2 separate regions of the Homo sapiens genome follow, and region 1 is linked to region 2. Evidence: read pairs that join two places in POLR2A ChIA-PET (ENCODE). Cell type or tissue: GM12878. All regions are shown on one strand. Links, peaks and the distances in the headings refer to the core of each region. The heading gives the core; the rest is flanking DNA. Region 1 has its middle 7.2 kb from the start of FGD2. Region 2 has its middle 9.1 kb from the start of PIM1.

Evidence for each region. Peaks named below come from ENCODE experiments on the same cell type or tissue, not always from the same donor. Only the 100,000 strongest peaks of a DNase experiment are listed, where the experiment ranks them.
Region 1: POLR2A ChIA-PET joins it to region 2 with 5 read pairs; 16 of 35 experiments call an interaction of 5 or more read pairs at or near these places.

Annotation. Positions count from the first base shown.
Region 1 is chr6:36,995,741-37,001,113 of GRCh38, forward strand. No RefSeq gene overlaps it. Among named protein-coding and RNA genes, the nearest start is that of FGD2, 7.2 kb to the right of the region's middle. RefSeq lists enhancers at 1,883-2,506, 2,507-3,130. In GM12878, for the core only: no CTCF peak of the experiment used is centred there; no DNase peak of the experiment used is centred there.
Region 2 is chr6:37,158,413-37,163,785 of GRCh38, forward strand. No RefSeq gene overlaps it. Among named protein-coding and RNA genes, the nearest start is that of PIM1, 9.1 kb to the right of the region's middle. In GM12878, for the core only: no CTCF peak of the experiment used is centred there; a DNase peak (open chromatin) is centred at 2,839; H3K27ac peaks cover 1,649 bases.

The DNA.
Region 1 (5,373 bases), core at 142-5,141, 160 kb before region 2:
AGGCCCTCCCCCTTTTAGGAAGGTACAATTTAAGGTGCCTTTTCCTTCAGATTAAGGGAAGAGTCACATGTAGCATCCAGTTTTAAGTTCGTTTCCCTCGCTAGGTTGTAATCCCTACCTCTAATAAAGGGGCAGGGCAGGAAGGGAAGTGTGGCTTGCCATACCTCAACCCCCACTGGGTACCAGGTAGAAGCTGCATCCTGTCCAGGAGACTTGAGCCTGCGGTTCAAGCAGAGACCAGAGGCAGCATGAGCCTCGGCTCACAGTGAAGCTGGGTGTCCTGGAGCCTCTGTCCTGTGAGAGCTTAGGAGAGAGAGAAAGCAAGAATTCTCCCGCAATTCCTTTGACCAGTATTCACCGAGCACCTACCACGTGCCAAGCACTGTTATAGATGCTGGGGAAAGAGCAGAGAACAAAATAGACAAAAGTGCCTGCCCCCATGGAGCTGATATTCCAGTGGGGAGACAGACAACAAATATAATAAATAAATCAATATCTCGGAAAGTGATACATGAGAAAAATTAAGCAGGGAAGGGACACTGGGAATGTGCGGTGCTGCTGCAGCTCAGGGAGTCTCCGGGGGAAGGGAAAGGCCAGTGAGATGGTGACATTTAAGCAAAGATTTGAAGGTGACCAGAGGGTGAGCCACGCAGATATCTCATGGAAGAGAGTTCCTTGTTTTGGGGTGTTTTGAGATATAATCTCACTCTGTTACCGAGGCTGGAGTGCAATGGCACAATCATAGCTCACTGCAACCTCAAACTCCTGGGCTCAAGCGATCTCCTACCTCGCTAAGTAGCTTGGACTACAGGTGCTGACCACCACACCCAGCTAATTTTTAAATTTTGTGCCAAGATGTCTCACTATGTTGCCCAGGCTGGTCTCGAACTCTTGGTCTCAAGTGATGTTCCTGCCTTGGCCTCTCAAGGTGCTGGAATTACAGGTGTGAGCCACTGTGACTGTAGAAAGACAGTTCTGGATAGGAGGAAGGACAAGAGCAAAGGCCCTGAGGTGGGAGTTTGGTGGGGTGGAGGGCAGAGAGGAAGCCATGGTCCTGGAGCCAAGAGAAAGGGGAGAGTGGCCTAGATGAGGTCAGGGAGTTGGACTTTGCAGGCCATTGGCTGTGGACATGGCAATCACACCCAGTAAGACACCAATCAGACCATCCTGATTCAGACTATCCCTAATGTCCTATAATCCCAGCACTTTGGGAGGCCGAGGCAGGTGGATCACCTGAGGTCAGGAGTTCAAGACCAGCCTGGCCAACGTGGTGAAACCCTGTCTCTACTAAAAATACAAAAATTAGCCAGATGTGGTAGCAGGTGCCTGTAATCCCAGCTACTTGGGAGGCTTTACAGCAGGAGAATTGTTTGAACCCGGGAGGCGGAGGTTGCAGTGAGCCGAGATTGCGCCACTGCACTCAAGCCTGAGCGACAGAGCGAGACTCTGTCTCAAAAAAAAAGACATATCCCTAATGTAGACCAGAAGAAGGGACCCTTGAAAAGAATGGGGAAACTGAGGCTAAAGTAGGGCCATCCAGCCAGCTTTCTTCCTGAATTGCCCTGCAGAGGACTGGGAATGTCTGGGGGTTCTTTTGTTTTGTTTTTTCTTTTGTTCCCTAGGAATCAGACGGAGGGAATGGGGCATGACAGAAGGGAGGGTGGCTCACTCACGTTGGAGCCCTGAGGCCACAACTGGTGGGAAACTGAGGTGCATTTGTCAGGTCAGAGGGCCCAGGCCCTGGGTTGGGGTTGGGGAACAGGGCCGGAGCTTGGCTTGATAGGAGCTGCTCCAAGGAAAGACCAAAAGCCAAACTCAGGGAAGGCAAGAGGCGGAGGAAAGAGAACCTTCCACAACCCCCTCCCGCATGCTGGAATGTGCTGCTCCCCACTCAGAAAGGATGTGTGGAGGGCCTACTGTTTGGCAGGCACTGTACTAACTTCTGGGGACCCAGAGACAAATGAGCCAAGGTCCTGCCCCTTCTGGATCTTGTGAGGACTGAGGCCTCGGATGGGATTTGGGTTTCATTTCTCCTTGTTTCCCAAGGTCCCAGCACAGGGGCTATTTGCTGAGAGCAAAGAAGGAAGGGACCTGGTGGGAGGAGGGGCGGGAACTCGGCAGCTCCTTGATGGGAGCAATGGGCTGTTAGTGGGCTCCTGTGTGGTTGTTACATAACAGCTCCCTGGAAGAAGGTACAAGAGGAGCCTAGTAACAAGATGCATTCATGCAGAAATCACAGGCAGAGAATAAGTCGTGCTATTGTGTGGGAAGATAGCGGAGAGGTAGCACAGGTGGGGGAATGGGTCGTGGGAGAAAGGTCGTCAGTGTGGAGGGCAGCGGGCTGGCTGTGCAGGAACAATGTGTTCCCTTTCTCCACTTGGAAACCTGTCAATTCTCTCCAAGCCACTCATGTTTCTGTGTGAGCGCTGTGAAGAACCAAGCAGTCAGGGCCTCGAGAAAGGCCTACAACTATTTGGATAGAGAAGGAGCCTGTCGCTGGGTGTGAGGCCCCTGCATGGTGGCTGAGTGCTTGCACTCTGGGTGCCTTCTCAGGCACAGCCTGGCACCACTCCTGGGCTCTGGCCTTGCTTTACTGGCTCCTTTCTGGTGCCTCCCTGCCCAGATCCCGGCCCTGGCTCTGCCAGGCCCCCTCTCCTCCCCTAGAAACACAATCCTTGCCTCTGCCGTCTCCCAGTGTCCCGGGGGCGTATCTCCTGCCAGCCTGCACATTCACTGTGGGTTCAGCCCGCCTGCGATTTCACTCTTGGTTTCCCTCCTTGGGCCCCACCTGATCTCTGCTTCTAGTGACCTTGAGTTCTTCCTGAATAGTGGGGTGGGTGCCAGGGCCTGGCACAAGCCTTGCCCAATCCTGGCACAAGCCTTGCCCAATCCTTGTGAATGCCAACTTTGAAACTAGATAGTTCACACGCTGAAGAAGAAAGAGCTGTTTATGTTCTTCACTGACGTCCTCTGGCCACCCACGTCAGGCCTGACACCCATCTGCCCCCCACGTCAGGCCTGACACCCCTTTGCTATCTGGGCTGTGCTCTCAGAGCGGATCCTCCTGGGCAGTGAGCCGCAAGGAGCCTGTATTGAGAGAGGTGGGTTTTGCCTCCCGGTATTCCTCACAGGGCTGAACCAACTCGGAATAATTCCACTCCTCAGGTTGACAGTAACATTTAGGAACACCCAGGCCACAGAGGGTCAGGGGCATATAGCAGGCAAAATATAGGGAGGTTCCTGGAAAAGGTGAAAGCGGGAAGGCCGGCGGGCCTTCCACAGAAGGGGCCAGCACCCTTCCAGAAGAAAGCCTCGGCAAAGGGTGGAATTTCCGGCAGAGGGACAGAGTGGAACAATTCTGGCTGCTTGGAGGAGGGGACAGATGAGACGAGTCTCCAAGGGAGCCCAGCTTTGTTCAGCTTCCTCCCTCCAAGCCAGGGATCGGAGGCCCTTGGCGCCCATCCCTCCCATCGGCAGTGTGGCCTCTGCCCACCATGTGACTACCCAGACAGCGCCCTCACTAGGGCCTTCCAAAAGCAGGGGGTGGGGGTGGGCAGGAGGAGGGGGTGAGGCGGAGACCGGGAGGGGTGGCAAGGGTCACGGCAGCCTCTGGCACAGGTTTCAGCTGGCTGCCTGCATCCTCTCTAGAGCCGCATCATCCCAGCTCACAGGCCTGTCTGTCACGGGCCATTAAGCCCTTGGCAGGTGCTGTGTGCTTGACTGAGGCTGGAGGTGGGATGGCTGGCAAGGGGGAGCCTGGGAACATGCCAGCCTGTCCCCTCCAGTCCTTGTCACCCTGAAGATAAATGCTCCTTTGGGGAGTCCTCACTGTCCCCGGAAAGGCTACACCTGGTGAACCCCTGCAGATTTGCTACACACACACCGTTCATACACACAATGCACACATACATACATGCACGTGCACACACGCCAACCTACACACACACCAGATACACACATGTCACATACACACCCCACAAATACACACATATACACTCATAGCATCCTGATCCTAAGTTGTGACACTTCCTCCCTGGCAGCCTCTAAATGCCCCTTCTGCTTTCCCAAAGTTGCCCCAAGAGGTCCTCTGGGCGCCTCCAGTCTACACACAAAGCCGCTCTGCATGCACCCCAGGGTAGAGATCCCTCGCCAGCCGAGTCCCCACCTGGCCCTGCAGTTCTGCTTGGGCATCCCTCCCTCACCCTCCCTCCCACCTTCCCCCATCTGAGCTGTAGGGAACTGAGCTCTTCCATCTTCCCTTGGGCTTGAAAGCAGAGAAGAGGAGAAAAAAAACAAGAGGTTTATTCATGCCAAAGACCCCAAGAGCCCTGAAATGGAGACATTGCCCCTGCTCAGAGGGAGATCTGTAGACTGGATCAGGGGTTACTCTGCTGAAAACGCTATACTCACTCCCCTAACCTTCTAAGCACCTCAGTTTGGCAGACAAAGCCTAGCAGGCCAGGCTTCCAGGACCCCTTCAGCTGCGGGTTCCACCATTTCCCAGGCCCTGGACACCCACGTGTGCGAGGCCCTGTGTTCTTCCCAGTCTAGCCATGGTAGCCATGGTCTCTCAAGCCCATATCCCTTTGCACATGCTGTTCCTTCTGCTTTGAATGCCCCTTCCTGTCTTGTCCACACAGAGTTAACTCATCCTTCATCCTTCATCTTTTTTTTTTTTTTTGAGACTCTGTCACCCAGGCTGGAGTGCAGTGGTGCAATCTCGGCTCACTGCAACCTCCGCCTCACAGGTTCAAGCAATTCTCCTGCCTCAGCGTCCTGAGTATGTGGGACTACAGGCACCTGCCACCACACCTTGCTTTTTTTTTTTTTTAATTTAATGGAGACGGGGTTTTACCATATTGGCCAGGCTGGTCTCAAACTCCTAACCTTGTGATCCGCCCGCCTCAGCCTCCCAAAGTGCTGGGATTACAGGTTTGAGCCACCGCACCCAGCCCATCCTTCATCTTTCATACTTCAAGTCACCTCTGCCACAAAGCCTTCTGATGACCCTTCTTTGGATGTTCATAACTCCCTTGTTCAAAGCTTTCATCACATCCTATTTTAGTGGTTAACAGGCCCATCTTCCTTATTAGAGTTTGAGCTAAAGGGCTGGGGACTGTGTTTTATCTACAACCTCTACTATGGTATTGACACATAGTAGGTGCTCAAGAAACACTTATCTACTGAATGCGTGACTTAATGAATAGGGCGGAAAAGACAAAATTAAACAGAGAGGAACACCAGGTCTCTGAGGAGGAAAATGAATTTCCAGCAGTAGGTATAAAGGAAGGCTTCCTGGAGGAAGTGAACCGGCTGTAGACAGACTGAAGACACTCTAGGCCAGGGATCCCGTAGCCTATTAGGAACTGGGCC
Region 2 (5,373 bases), core at 205-5,204:
TGATCCGCCCACCTCGGCCTCCCAAAGTGCTGGGATTATAGGCGTGAGCCACCACGCCCGGCTATTTTTTATTTTATATGTACTTTCTGAGACAGGGTCTTGTTCCATCACCTAGGTTGGAATGCACTGGCATGATCATAGTTTACTGCAGCTTCGACCTTCTGGGCTCAAGTAATCCTCCCACCTCAATCTCCCGAGTAGCTGGGACAAAAGACAAGTGCCACCATGCCTAGCTAATCTTTAAATTTTTTTGTAGAGATGGGGTCTTACTATGCTGCCCAGGCTGCTCCTGAACTCCTGGTCTCAACCAGTCCTCCCACCTTGGCCTCTCAAAGTGTTGGGATTACAGGCAGGAGCCACCATACCTGGTGAAGTCTATATTTTTATTTTTATTTTTTATTTTTTTTGAGATGGAGTCTTGCTCTGTCTACCAGGCTAGAGTGCAGTGGCGCAATCTCGGCTCACTGCAACCTCCGCCTTCCGGTTTCAAGTGATTCTCCTGCCTCAGCCTCCCAAGTCACTGGGATTACAGGCACCTGCCACCAGGCGCAGCTAATTTTTTTGTATTTTTACTAGAGACAGGGTTTCACCATGTTGATCAGGCTGGTCTCAAACTGCTGACCTCGTGATCCACCTGCCTCCGCCTCCCAAAGTGCTGGGATTACAGTCATGAGCCACTACGCCCGGCTATGAAGTCTATATTTTTAAAAGAGCAAACAGCTATCCATCTTTTCATTATAATATACAATAAAAGTGGGCCCGGTGCGGTGGCTCACGCTTATAATCCCAGCTCTTTGGGAGGCTGAGGTGGGCGGATCACCTGAGGTCAGGAGTTCAAGACCACCCTGGCCAACATGGTGAAACCCAATCTCTACTAAAAAATACAAAAATTAACCAGGCATGTGGCGGGTGCTTGTAATTCCAGCTACTCAGGAGACTGAGGTGGGAGAATTGCTTGAACCCAGAGGCAGAGGTTGCAGTGAGCCCAGATCGTGCCACCTGGGATCATCCTGGGAGACAGAGTGAGACTCCATCTCAAAAAATAAAAAATAAATAAATAAATAAAAGTGGCAGGGGCAAGATTGAGGCAGGGGAAATTCAGTCTCTTAGATGTGTTCTCTTTGGGGTTTAATTCAATTGTTTTAAAAGGTATCTGTTTAGCACCTCTCAAAGGGAACTATGTGGTCTTTAAAAATGTGCAATACAAGCTAGACACCATGGCATGCCTCTGTAGTCCAAGCTACTTGGGAGGCTGAGGCGGGAGGATCACTGAGCCCAGGAGTTCAAGGCCAACCTAGACAATATAGTGAGACCCCTGTCTCTCTTTTTTTTTTTTTTTGAGATGGAGTCTCGCTGTGTCGCCAGGCTGGAGTGCAGTGGCGCGATCTCGGCTCACTGCAACCTCCACCTCCCGGGTTCAAGCCATTCTCCTGCCTCAGCCTCCCGAGTAGCTGGGACTACAGGTGCATGCCACCATGCCCAGTTAATTTTTGTATTTTTTAGTAGAGACGGGGTTTCACCATGTTGGCCAGGATGGTCTCAGTCTCCTGACCTTGTGATCCACCTGCCTCAGCCTCCCAAAGTGCTGGGATTACAGGCATGAGCCACCGCGCCAGGCTGAGACCCGTCTCTTTTTTTTTTTTTTTTTGAGATGGAGTTTCGCTCTTGTTGCCCAGGCTGGAGTGCAATGGTGCAATCTCTGCTCACTGCAACCTCCGCCTCCTGGGTTCAAGCAATTCTCCTGCCTCAGCCTCCTGAGTAGCTAGGATTACAGGCATGCACCACCACGCCCGGCTAATTTTGTATTTTTAGTAGAGATGGGGTTTCTCCACATTGGTCAGGCTGGTCTCGATCTCCCGACCTCAGATGATCTGCCCGCCTCGGCCTCCCAAAGTGCTGGGATTACAGGCATGAGCCACCGTGCCTTGCCAACCCGTCTCTTTAAAAAAAATTTTTTTTACGGCCAGGCACGGTGGCTCACGCCTGTAATCCCAGCACTTTGGAAGGCCGAAGCAAGTGGATCACTTGAGGTCAGGCGTTCGAGGCCAGCCTGGCCAACGTGGTGAAACCCTGTCTCTACTAAAAATACAAAAATTAGCCAGGTGTGGTGGTATGCGCCTGTAATCTCAGCTACTCGGGAGGCTGAGGCAGAAGAATTGCTTGAACCAGGGAGGCGGGGGTTGCAGTGAGCCAAGATCATGCCATTGCACTCCAGCCTGGGCGACAGAGAAGACTCCATCTGAAAAAAAAAATTTTTTTTTTTTACAATATGATCTCTGCACTTGAAGAGCTGATGGTCTCATTGGGGAAACATGAGTCCTTTCAAAGTGGGTATTAAATTAATGCTTGCTGCTCCTTAAAATGATGCTATAATGACAGTAACTACTTAGATAACAAAAGAATATGATTGTATCAGATTAGTATTACAAGTAACTGCTGTGAGTTTAAAAACTATTGGCTGGAGTGGTCAGGGAAAGCTGTAAGAAGTCCAAATGGCCTTCAGTTGGTCTGAAAGGACAGACAGAATTTGGGGATGTGTGTGCAATTTGGGTTAAAGAATGTAATCTGTGTTGTCTTTAAGCCCTGCATCAGAGGACCAGCTATTTGCCAACATAACTCCCATTTACAAGAGTAACTTCAGATAAAACCCTGATGACTGCCAAGTCTGACTTTCTCATCTAGTGAGTGGGTGTCTCTCTAATAAAGTAGCATCACTGAACACAGAAGCAAGCTTAACCTATCCAGGGAAAAGTGACACCATTTCTATAAAGGGAACAGCACAGCTCCCTAGTTCTCCAGAGTGAGCAAGATTGTATTTAGACATGCAAAGAATCTCTGACAAAGTAATACATTGAAGGCCATAAAAAACAGCTCTGTATCTGTAGTATAGTTGTTCTAGTTCTGGCTGTGGTGAGCTGTCATGTTTGTTTTAGCAGCATGCCACCTAAAAAGAGAAGTAAAACAGAGTTGGAAAAGAGGAAGTATATGTTGAAAATGTAAGTTTCTCCAAATTATTGAGTAGATTTCGTCCAATAATGTTACTACATGTCTTTTTTATCATTTGGAACTTGGAACACTCTGTGTATTAACCACGATATAAGCAAATATTCCTAAACTATAAGCTTCAAAGGATTATTTGAATAGAGAATCTTCCTAGTTTCTTCTTCAGTAGACTGAAATAGCCAGGCACAGTGGCTGACGCCTGTAATCCCAGCACTTTTGGAGGCCGAGGTGGGCAGATCACGAGGTCAGGAGTTCGAGACCAGCCTGGCCAACATAGTGAAACCCTGTCTCTACTAAAATCACAAAAAGTAGCTGGGCATGGTGGCGCGTGCCTGTAGTCCCAGCAACTGGGGAGGCTGAGGCAGGAGAATCGCTTGAACCTGAGAGGTGGAGGTTGTGGTGAGCCGTGATCGTGCCACTGCACTCCAGCCTGGGCAACAGAGGGAGACTCTGTCTCAAAAAAAAAAAAAAAAGACTGAAATAAAATATCTGTCATCTTTTGCAACATGACATCAGGAGCTCCTACTAATTCTCTCTGGCTTCTTGCTTTTGATTTAAAAACTTTTGAGGCCGGGAGCGGTGGCTCACGCCTGTAATCCCAGCATTTTGGGAGGCTGAGGTGGGTGGATCACAAAGTGAGGAGTTCAAGACCAGCCTGGCCAAGATGGTGAAACCCTGTCTCTACCAAAAATACAACAATTAGCTGGGTGTGGTGGTGCACACCTGTAATCCCAGCTACTAGGGAGGCTGAAGCAGAAGAATCGCTTGAACCCATGAGGCAGATGTTGCAGTGAGCCGAGATCGCGCCACTGCACTCCAGCCTGGGTGACAGAGCGAGACTCCGTCTCAAAAAAAAAAAAAAAAAAAAAGAAACTTTTATTCATTCATTTCATGCGTATTGGGGAATACAAAAAAACAACACAAAGCATCTTTTGCTTCACTTCCTGACTCTACTCACCGTGTTCTCTCTCTCCTTCCTACTTACTCGTATTTTACTCATTAAGACCTGAGTTAAGATCTACATCCTCCATGGAGCCTCCCCGGACCTCTTCAGCCTCCTCTGAACCTTGACTTTGTGGATGATGCTATCAGAACTTAATCACAGAAGACCTTGTTAAATCTCTTTTTTTGTTTGTATGTTAGAGACAGGGTCTGACTCTGTCGCCCTGGTTGGAGTGTAGTGGCACGATCAAGGCTCACAGCAACCTCTGCTACCTGGGCTCAAGCAGATCCTCCTCCCGAGCTCAGCCTCCCGAGCAGCTGGGACTACAGGTATATGCCATCACATCCAGCTAATTTTTGTATTTTTTGTAGAGACGGGGTTTCACCATATTGGCCCACCTGGTCTTTAACTCCTGGGCTCAAGTGATCCACCAGCCTCAGCCTCCCAAAGTGCTGGGATTACAGTCATGAGCCACTGTGCCCGGCCGTTAAATCTCTTAAACTCATTTTGTGTTCCTTGGAAAGGCAGAATGGCATGGTGGGTAGGAGATTGCTCTGCCACTTAACAGTGTAGCCTTGGGCAAATTACTTATCTCTGTTCCGTTTATTTATCTGTAAACCAATGAAGATAGTAAAAATGCCCACCTCATAGGATTTATATGGGGATATAAATAGAACAATGCCTAGCACATCATTGATGCTCAATATTGGCTTTTAGTACCCTATCTCTTTTGCCCCTCCCGCCAATGATTTTCATTTCTTAGCCTTTATGTTCAATTAAAGGATGATGGTTTCTGCCTTCAATATATTTATAGTCTAGTTGTAGAGATGAGACAAATACAGAAAAATAAGACTATATACTATTAGATGACAAATTAGATACACAATAAAGAAATGTTTTCATCACTTTCTTTGTAGTGCTTACAAGGATGTTCCATGAAATCTTTTTTGCACTTTTTTTATTTTACCTTGATGAACTTTGTGGCTTTTCCAAAGTCTTACATCAGCAATTTTATTTTACTTTTAAAAGATGGTAGACAATCCCCTCACCAGCTCCTAGATAGAAGACATTCTCTCTCTCTCCCTCACACACACACACACACACACACACACACACACACGCACAGACACGATGGCCCTTTTCTTTGTTAGTTAGACATGCAGCGTTTTTGTTCATGTGTCTGCCTGGTTGTTCTGATCTGAGGGATACATTTTCTTAGTCTTCTAATAAGGTATTTTATAACAGTCTCCAGGCTTCCTGTAGCCTTTATATGTTCTAAGCTACTCCTTTTTATATTCATCTATCCAGCAATACTCAGGAACTATAAAATCTTTGTGTATAATGCCTTCAGTAAATATTATTTTTACTCAAATTGTCAGTATCTAATGTGCAAAATTCCAAAAATAAATCTAGATTACTTTTATTTC